2 separate regions of the Homo sapiens genome follow, and region 2 is linked to region 1. Evidence: read pairs that join two places in POLR2A ChIA-PET (ENCODE). Cell type or tissue: B cell. All regions are shown on one strand.

What was found. Peaks named below come from ENCODE experiments on the same cell type or tissue, not always from the same donor. Only the 100,000 strongest peaks of a DNase experiment are listed, where the experiment ranks them.
Region 2: POLR2A ChIA-PET joins it to region 1 with 6 read pairs; 3 of 35 experiments call an interaction of 5 or more read pairs at or near these places.

The regions. Positions count from the first base shown.
Region 1 is chr7:98,867,392-98,872,391 of GRCh38, forward strand. It overlaps TMEM130 (transmembrane protein 130), which reads right to left and starts at 2,623. Exons shown (of 8, transcript NM_152913.3): 1 at 2,386-2,623. The coding sequence starts at 2,470. RefSeq lists enhancers at 1,521-2,107, 2,108-2,693. In B cell, no CTCF peak of the experiment used is centred here; DNase peaks (open chromatin) are centred at 2,260, 2,530, 3,070 and 3,690; H3K4me3 peaks cover 1,510 bases; H3K27me3 peaks cover 1,890 bases.
Region 2 is chr7:98,312,871-98,317,870 of GRCh38, forward strand. It overlaps BAIAP2L1 (BAR/IMD domain containing adaptor protein 2 like 1), which reads right to left. Exons shown (of 14, transcript NM_018842.5): 6 at 4,349-4,486; 7 at 2,590-2,742. It also overlaps a transcript of BRI3 not described here. Among named protein-coding and RNA genes, the nearest start is that of BRI3, 34 kb to the left of the region's middle. RefSeq lists a silencer at 1-135 and an enhancer at 4,743-5,000. In B cell, no CTCF peak of the experiment used is centred here; DNase peaks (open chromatin) are centred at 1,811 and 2,611; H3K4me3 peaks cover 2,153 bases; H3K27ac peaks cover 1,278 bases; H3K27me3 peaks cover 1,275 bases.

The sequences.
Region 1 (5,000 bases):
CTGTGGACAGAGAGGTGCATGGATGAGAGACCACCTCCTCCCTTATCCCCCTAACTCCTGGCACCCCTCTCCTCCCCATCCCCTCCCTGCCACCCCAGCTGAGAAGCGTGGGCCTGAGCGAGGCTGGCAGGTAGCAGGGACATTCGGCTGCATGCTAATGGCCAAACAGCATCTGCAGTGAGACAGACGCATGTTATCACGCAGATCGGTTGCCAGGGGAATGGATCAGGAGGGCAGCCAGCTGGGACTGGGAGGGGGGATGGGGGGCAGGGAGGGGCTGTGTCTGCTGCAGACATTGCTGCAGACACTGGCCCAGCTCATGGGAGCCCGCCGACTCCCCCACCACCACCTGCCAGCTCCAAGGACACTTTTTCTCAGTCTGTTTTTTCAAAATCAGGTGTGTCACAGCCCCTGGGTGATGCTGCCCCTGTTCCTCAGGGGTCTCAGGGATGGCCAGGACATCCAGGGTGGAAATGGACCAGGAAGCCTTTGCCAAATGTGGCTGAAGGAACCAATCACAGGGCCTGGTGCTCTACCCACCAAATTCATCTTTCCAGGCCGGCGTGGTGGCTCACACCTGTAATCCCAGCACTTTGGGAGGCTGAGACAGGTGGATCACCTGAGGCCAGAGGTTCGAGACCAGCCTGGCCAACATGGCGAAGCCCTATCTCTACTAAAAATACAAAAATTAGCCAGGTGTGGTGGCAGGCGCCTGTAATCCCAGCTACTTGGGAGGCTGAGGCAGGAGAATTTCTTGAACCCAGAAGGTGGAGGTTGCAGTGAGCCAAGATTGTGCCACTGCACTCCAGCCTGGGTGACAGAGCAAGACTGCATCTCAAACAAACAAATTCATCTTTCCATGTTTGGGAGTCCATGTGACATGGAGTTGGGGTATGGAGCAGCCAAGGCAGAGGTTTAGGGGACTCCAAGGGCCCCCCAAGTCACCCAGAGCTCAAGGGGCAAAAGCAAAAAGAGATGGGGCACTCACCCCAAAGCTTGGCCCATGGAAGAAACACCTACCTTTTCCAGCAACACAGCATGTGCAGCCCTGAACATTCTAGAAAATGGCTACACCAGTCCTTTCACACAGAATATGCAGACTACCCAAAACACTTCCAAAGAGTACCTCTAAAGTCTGGATAACACAACCCAGAATTAATTAATAGTCCAGTACATGGACTTCTGACTTACAAATCCCTGATTCATGGACTCCAGAAAGGGGAAGGGTAGAAAAGTCTCCCCGACGGGTGAGGGAGAAGATGTTTCCCAACTCCACTCTTAGCCACTGTGATTTTGACCACATCAAGGGTGCAATTGGCTAGAATGGGAACCACACATGATTTCCAAATAATTAATTCACTTTTGTTATTATTTTCTTTTTCTTTTGCAATTTAGGACACATTGAAAATCTCTGACACAAATCAACCTGATGGACAAGAGACCCCTTTCCTGTATTTCCAGGAGGAAATAGGTAATCTTGTCCAAGTGCAATTCCCATAAAATTCGTCTAATTCATCCCTGAGTTGCAGGTTTTCTTTGACCTCATGGTTTTTCTTTCACAAATTTTCATTAGATCCCTTGCTCTCTCTCTCCACCGCTCTTTTATGAGGGGGGAGGGGGTGAAAAGTGGTGGATAGTATTCAACCTTCTTAGCTGCCCACGTCCCATCTGTCCCTCGAATAGTCTTAAATCTGGGTCCTTTTATGGTTCCCAAAATGTGGCAGAGAGGTGGGTGCTGGCTTTCTGGCGGTGGGGAAGTGGGGGCAGTAGACACACAACCCTGCTTCCCCCACTCCCCCACCCACACACACACCCCAGGAACCTGTCAGCTCCGGGTCCATTTTGGAAATCACCACCAGAGAGGAAATGGCAGCCTGGCCTCCTGGGCTCTAAATTCGCATCTCCCCAAAGCCAGCACCAACACGGTGGGAAACCCCTCTAGATGAGGCGACATTTTAAGGCAAAAACGTTGCCCATCCCGTGCTCCCTGGGGGACTGGGGAATTGTGGCGCGATGACGGACCCTGGCGCATCCCCGCCTCCCTGCCTCGTCCTCCCCTCCCTTAGCGGGTGCATGGTCCCCAGGCATCGACGGATGCGCCGGCCACCCCCGCGCGGTTTCCAGGGCAGGGCCAGCCTGGGGGGGTGGAAGCAGGAATCCAGGGGGTGCGGGGAGCCCCCTCCAGTGCCCAGGCGACTTTGGGGAACAAGGATGAAAGGAGAGGGGAAAGGGCGCTGCAGTGGCCTCAGCCGAGGAGGGAGATGCGCGCAGGGCGCACGGTGCCACCTCCGCAATCCCTGCTCCCGGGCCCACTCGCCCGCTGAGACGGTTCCAGGCCCCGGGCGGGCTGCGGCTGCAGGGAGGCCGGATTGCCCAGCGCCTTACCTGCGGCCACCCCTGCCGGGGCCCAGGGCAGGAGGCAGGCAAGCCAGAGGATGCGGCCGAGGCGCGACCACACTGCCTGGGCCATTGCGGGGCCCGGAGCGGGAGAAGCGTGGGGCGGACGCGGAGGGAATGCAGCTGGAGCTCGAGAACTGCGGCGGTCGCTCCTCCGGGCGCGCAGCGCGGGCGGTGCGGGGAGGTGCGGGCGCCGTGCTCGCTCGTCCTCGCCGGGGGACGCTCTGTCGCTGCGCGCCGCCGCCGCCGCCCACAGCCCGCTGCGCGACCCCGGCCCACGTCAGCCGCGCCGCGCGCCCTCCTCCTCCTCCCGCCGCCCCTTGCTCCCGCGTCCCTCTCCACGGCCGCGTCCTCCCTCTCCGGGTCTCTTCCCACGGCCGCGCCCCCTGCCCTCCTGGAGTCCACGATCGCCCCTCCCAGCTTGCTTCCCCTCTAGGGGTTCCAGAGCTCCCTTCCTGCGCCCTGGCTCCTCCCCGCATCCCTCCCCACCCCAAATCCACCCCCGGCCGCATCCTTCCCCTCCACTACCCGAAACCACGCCCCCCGCACCCGCATTTTTCCCTTCCCCCGAGCCCCTCCCCGCCCTGGATCCGATGCCGCCGGCTCTGACTCAGCGTCCCCAGGGGCGTGCGCTGCGCTGCAAGCCGCCTGCAGGTCCCTTGGGGCTCTCCTCCAGGTGCCTTCTCTCTGCACGCTCGTGGCTCCGAGATGCTACTCCTCATTCAAGAACTGTTGAGAGCTTAAGGTGCGCCAGGCGTTGGGCGAAAGGCCTCGAAATTCCTCTTGCTGCTGCTGCTGCTGCTGCTTCCTCTTTTCTTTTTTTTTTTTTTTTAATCTTGAGACAGAGTCTCGCTCTGTCCCAGAATGGCGCGATCTCGGCTCACTGCAACCTCCGCCTCCCGGGTTCAAGCGATTCTCCTGCCTCAGCCTCCCTAGTAAGATGGGATTACAGGTGCCCGCCACCAGGCCTGGCTAATTTTTGTATTTTTAGTAGAGACGGGGTTTCACCATGTTGGCCAGGTTGGTCTCAAACTCCTGGCCTCAAGTGATCCTCTCGCCTCAGCCTCCCAAAATGTTGGGATTACAGGTGTAAGCCACTGTGCCCAGCCTCTTGCCCCTTCTTGATAGAGGGGCCTGAGCACCCGGCCCCTGCCGTGGGCTTGATGTCATCCCCCGGTTTACCCTCTCACAGCTGCTGTTAAGATGGGGCTCCTGCTCGTATCTGGGCCCAGGGCAACTTCTTTGTCACTGAGGGCCTTGTGGGAGTCAGGCTACTGCGGTGAGGGGTGACCAGCCTACACAGTTACTGCCATTTGCCTTAGAGGAGCAGGGCTGGGCTCTCCTAGAAGCTGGAGGGGCCTGGCTGGCCTTAAACGCTGGAAGCCCGGTGGGTTCTGGTCCCAGCTATGCTTCCGCTTTGCTACGGCTACCTGGGCGAGGGATCCTCCCACACAGTGAGGGCCTTTGACCTCCTCTCTGGCCCGTGGAGCACGGATGGACCATCACTGCACCACCCAGTGCATTGACATCAAGGCGTCTAAAGCAGGGGTCTCCAAGCCCCTGGCCGCCAGTACCAGTCCATAGCCTGTTAGGAACTGGCTGCACAGCAGGAGGTGAGCAGGGCCTGTGAGCCACGCTGAGCTCCACCTCCTGGCAGATCAGCAGGGCATTAGATTCTCATAGGAGCGCAAACCCTACTGTGAACTGCTCACGTGAGGGATCAAGGTTGCGTGCTCCTTATGAGAATCTAATGCCTGATGTTCTGTCACTGTTTCCCATCATCCCCAGATGGGACCATCTAGTTGCAAGAAAGCAAGCTCAGGGCTCCCACTGATTCTACATGATGGTGAGTATGTAATCATAATAGAAATAAAGTATACAATAAAAGTAATGCGCTTGAATCATCCCGAAACCATCCCTCCAACCCCTCATTCGTGGAAACATTGTCTTTGGTGCCAAAAAGGTTGGGGACTACTGGTCTAAAGGGCCCCTGGCTCTGGGACAGCTGTGAGCTTCCCTAAGAATGGGCCCCACTGGCCCCACTGCTATGTTCAGGGAATGGAGGGAGAATAGATTTGAGTGAGCCCCTATGAAAAGTTAAAAGGGCTAGACAGGGCAGGGCATGGTGACTCACACCTGTAATCCCAGCGCTTTGGGAGGCCGAGGCGGGTGGATCACGAGGTCAGGAGTTCGAGACCAGCCTAACCAAGATGGTGAAACCCCGTCTCTACTAAAAATACACAAATTAGCCAGACTCGGTGGCAGGCGCCTGTAATCCCAGCTACTTGGGAGCCTGAGGAAGGAGAATTGCTTGAACCTGGAGGCGGAGTTTGCAGTGAGCCAAGATTGCACCACTGTACTCCAGCCTGGGCAACAGAGCAAGACTCCGTCTCAAAAAAAAAAAAAAGTTGGGGGGGTCGGTTGCGGTGGCTCACGCCTGTAATCCCAGCACTTTGGGAGGCCAAAGCGGGCAGATCATGAGGTCAGGAGATCGAGACCATCCTGGCTAACACAGTGAAACCCCGTCTCTACTTAAAAAAAATACAAAAAATTAGCCGGGCGTGTAGTCCCAGCTACTCGGGAGGCTGAGGCAGGAGTATGGT
Region 2 (5,000 bases), 550 kb before region 1:
CCCTCCAGCACCCACAAGCCTGGCTCTGCTCCTGACAACTGGATTCTCAGAGGCCCCCCAAGCGCTTCCAGTGAGCACCTTTTCTGAAGAGCACTCTGGTTGGGAAAGGGGAGGCAGGAGCCTGTCCTGCGGCTGTGTGCATGGCAGTCACACTGCTTTTACTCAGCCTCTGAGTTTATCAAGAGTGGTGGGGGGCTGATGTCAGTCCTGGGGAAGGGCAAAGACCCCCTCACACCACCCCTGTCCCCAAATGCCACCCCACCCCCAACTGTCACCCCACCCCCAACTGTCACCCTGACACTCTGCAGCACCGTGGACCAGCTGCTTGGGCCTGCTTCATCCCAACTCCACAGAAAGGACTGAGGCGCTTTAGCTGAATTAAGGGAAGCCACAAAACCAGTTTTCAGATACTCGAAGAAACTTCCAGCATAGAAACGAGCAGATTTGGTCTGCGTCACTCTAGAAAGCATTACTGGGACCGATGGTTAAGTCTAAGAAAGACTCTGCTGATAACTGGAGCTCCCTGAAAAGGTGCTAGGCTGCCTCATGACACGGTGGGGATATCACGCAGGAAGAGAACCTCAAGGTCACCTCTGTCCTCTCCAGCCTGCGACCCTGGTGCCACAGGATGCCCTCACTCTGGGAAGAGAAGATTCTAAAGTGAACTCTACATTCCCGAAACTAGTACAGACATGCTGTTGACAAAAGTGATCACCTAATACAGCAACTATTTCCTTTGCTGTAACCATTTTCTTCTGCTTTTTTGAGAGAGGATTTTGGCTCTGTCACCCAGGCTGGAGTGCACTGGCACAATCACAGCTCACTGCAACCTCGAACTCCTGGGCTCAAACAATCCTTCCACCTCAGCCTCCTGAGTAGCTGGGGCCACAGATGCACATCACCACAACTGGCTAATTAAAACTTTTTTTTTTTTTTTTTGGTAGAGATAGGGTCTCGCTATGCTGCCCAGGCTGGTCTGGAACTCCTGGGCTCAAGTGATCCTCCTGCCTTGGGCTCCCAAAGGGCTGGGATTATAGGCATGAGCCACTGTGCCTGGCCTGCTGTACTAATTTTAAATCTTATTTAGGGAGCTGAATACTCCTTTTTCTTCCTTTTTTTTTTTTTTTTTTTTTGAGACAGAGTCTTGCTCTGTTGCCCAGGCTGAAGTGCAGTGGTGTGATCTGGGCTCACTGCAACCTCAGCCTCCTGGGTTCAAACAATTCTCCTGCCTCAGCCTCCTGAGTAGCTGGGATTACAGGTGCTCACCACATGTGATTAATTTTTGTATTTTTAGTAGAGACAGGGTTTCACCATGTTGGCCAGGCTGGTCTCAAACTCCTGACCTCAAGTGATTCACCCACTTTGGTCTCCCAAAGTGCTGGGATTACAGGCGTGAGCCACCATGCGCAGTCCTGAATATTCCTTAAAGTTGTAAAAAGTTTATAGAAAATACAACATTTGCATACATACAAGGCCAAAGTATTTTTCCTTTAAAACAAAGACAAAGCTGACTTATATTCAAGCTCTTGCAAAGCTTCTCCTATATTGGAACACTCTCTAACTTTACTATGAACAACAATGAATTTCTGACCTCAACCAGTGCTAGTTTTGGATGTTTACAAAGGCCCAACAGAGTTCATAATTTAAAACAAAGGAAAGGAAATGTGACATGTGTTGCATCATGATTCCTGGGGGTTCGAACCTCACAGCTGTGTGTGTTGGAAGGAGGGTGATGAGGTCATTCAGTTGAATAAACCAGGAACCAATACCACCAAGAGGAATGAACGCATCACTGAGCCCAGCTGTCCTGATGCGCGTGAATGGGGGCCCGTGGGCTGGGGCAGAGCTGCCCGTGACCCCCGGACACGGACCCATGAAGGGAGCATCTCAAATCGCCCAGGTGGGGTAGACCTGGGCCCGCTGGGACTCACCAGCAGCCATGGTGAAGACACTGATGCTGAGGACACATCAGAAAGGGCCTGGGGAAAGCTGACTCGCAGGTGAGAAGAGCAAACATGTGCTATTTTTCAATGATGAAGCATTATTTTATGAAGGACTTTAAATATGGATGTATTATTAATTTATTAAACATTATACATGGACGTTTGACCATTTCAGCTGTATTTCTATAAGTTTATATGTTCAAGTTGGCCAAACACAGTTTCTCTGGAATCTTTTCATTGGCAAAATGGCCCACTGCTTTATATTGGGCATGTGTGGAAGGTGAGTGGCGTGCATGTGTGTATATCTCTGTACGTATGGACTGATTGAGACAGGGTCCCGCTCTGTTGCTCAGGTTGGAGTGCAGTGGCACAATCATGGCTCACTGCAGCCTCAACTTCCCAGGCTGAAGGGATCCTCCCACCTCAGCCTCCTGAGTAGCTGGGACTACAGGCACATGCTACCATGCCTGGCTAGTTTTTTTTTTATTATTTTTTATAGAGACAGAGTTTTGCCATGTTGCCCAGGCCCACCTCAGCCTCCCAAAGTGCTGGGATTACAGGCGTGGGCCACGGCCCAGCCTTCTGGGGCATTTAAATATGAAATAAAGTTATTAATACGCTCAAGGCAATTTGCCACCACACCCACCTGTAAGTGATAATAATGTATGTGGTTTGCAAAGCCACAGTGCTTATCAACCAGAAAGCAGAAGCGCCTCTTCTCTTCAAGCAGAGCCTCTTTGCAACCATCTGCAATGAATTTCTGGATTTCACTCTGACGAGAAGTAACGGTCTCCACATACTAAAAAAAAAAAAATAATAATAATAATAATTATATAAGCATGACATGAGCATCAGATAGCGTGCAGCCTGACGTTTATCTTCTGCCATCTTTACACCTGCTTTATTTGAATAATAGAGTAAATACATGAGAGGAAAGAATGCTGTAACCTGACCTAAGTAGATACCATCGTTCTCCTTGAGGTCCCTGACTCGTGTGCAGAGAGAAGTTGCCCAAGGGCTTGACATTCCCACGGGGCAATTTGCACAAATATTACTTTGTACTTCAGAGATATGATCGTGTCCTACTGGAAAGCACCACGGGCTTTGGAACCAGAAAGTTCCAGGTTCAAACCCAGTTCCAAATGCCAACAATAGGTGATATGCTTTGGCTGTGTCCCCACCCAAATCTCATCTTGAATTGTAGCTCCCGTAATTCCTATGTGTTTGGGGAGGGACCTGGTGGGAGGTAATTGAATCATGGGGGCAGGTCTTTCCCATGCCATTCTTGTGATAGTGAATAAGTCTCACAAGATCTGATGGCTTCATAAAGGGAGTTTCCCTGCACAAGCTCTCCTTTGCCTGCTGCCATCCATGTAAGACGTGACTTGCTCCTCCTTCCCTTCCACCATGATTGTGAGGCCTCCCCGGCCATGTGGAACTGTGAGTCCATTAAATCTCTTTCTTTTGTAAATTGCCCAGTCTCGGGGTATGTCTTTACCAGCAGCATGAAAATGGAGTAATAAAATATGATTTAACCTAAGCCTCATTTTCCCCATCTGTACAATGGGAATAGTAACACTGATCATGGAGAGTCCCTTCTTCTTTCAGAGCCAGGATAAAAAGCCCATGTTTTGGCAGGAGGTCACTGATTAATTATACTTAACTCAGGGAAACTCTACAGCCTTCAGCTCTCAGTCAAAATGCTTATTTTTAAAAACTGATAGATTATATATTTATAGGGCACATGTGATAATGATCAAAGCAGGGTCCTTGGGTGGCCATCACCTCAAATTCTTATTGTTTCTATGTGTTGGGGACATTCCAAGACCTCTCTTCTAACTATTTTGAAATAATGCATCGCTGTTAACTATAGTCACCCTACTCTGCTATTGGACACTAGAACTTATTTCTTTTATCCAATTGTATGTTTGGACCCATTAACCAACCTCTCCTTCATCCACTCCCCAGTCAACACAATGACCATCCTCAGCTATCTAGAGAATGACAGGTAACCATCATTCTACTCCCCACTTCCATGAGATCAACTTCAAAACTTTTTTTTTTTTTTGAGATGGAGTCTCATTCTGTCACCCAGGCTGGAGTGCAGTGGCATAATCTCGGCTCACTGCAACCTCTGCCTCCCAAGTTCAAGCAATTCTCCTGCCTCAGCCTCCGAGTAGCTGTGACTACAGGTACCTGCCATCACCCCAGCTAGTTTTTGTAGAGGCAAGGTTTCACCACATTGGCCAGGCTGGTCTCGAACTCCTGACCTCATATGATCCTACTGCCTCGGCCTCCCAAAGTGCTGGGATTACAGGCGTGAGCCACCGCACCCGGCTAACCTCCTCTTAAACTGTGCAAATTGTCAACAACAAAAGAAAACAAGATATTGTTGAAAAGCTCACCTCAATTTCTTTGTGTTCATATTTGAGTGCGTTTCGGCTTCCTTGGCTTTTCCTTCTGATCTTCTTCAACTCAGCTTGGGATTTCTCCAAAGACTCTAATTTATTCTTGTGTTCTGTTTGGTATCTTTTTAGAGTTGCCTGTAAGTTAAATGGCTGTGCTTATTTTACTGTGGCACCACACGAATTGTCACACAGTTTGCCTTTACTCACACTTCCACTGTGTGTGGCTCAACGGGGCCCTGACACCCTCACTTCACACCATCCTCACACTGGCTGGGGCCCCCACACCCACACCAGTTCACACCATCCTCCTGCTGGCCGGGGTCCCATGCCCACACTTCGCACCATCCTCATGCTGACCAGGGCCCTCATCCCTCAGTTCACACCGTCTGCATGCTGGCTGGGACCCTCACCCTGCAGTTCACACCATCCACACACTGGCTGGGACCCTCACTCATTTCACACCATCCTTACACTGGCTGGGACCATCACCCCGCAGTTCACACCATCTGCATGTTGGCTGGGGACGCTCACCACACAGTTCACATCATCCTCACACTGGCCGGGGCCCTCGCTCATTTCACACCATCTTTACGCTGGCTGGGACTGTCACCCCGTAGTTCACACCATCTGCATGATGGCTGGGACCCTC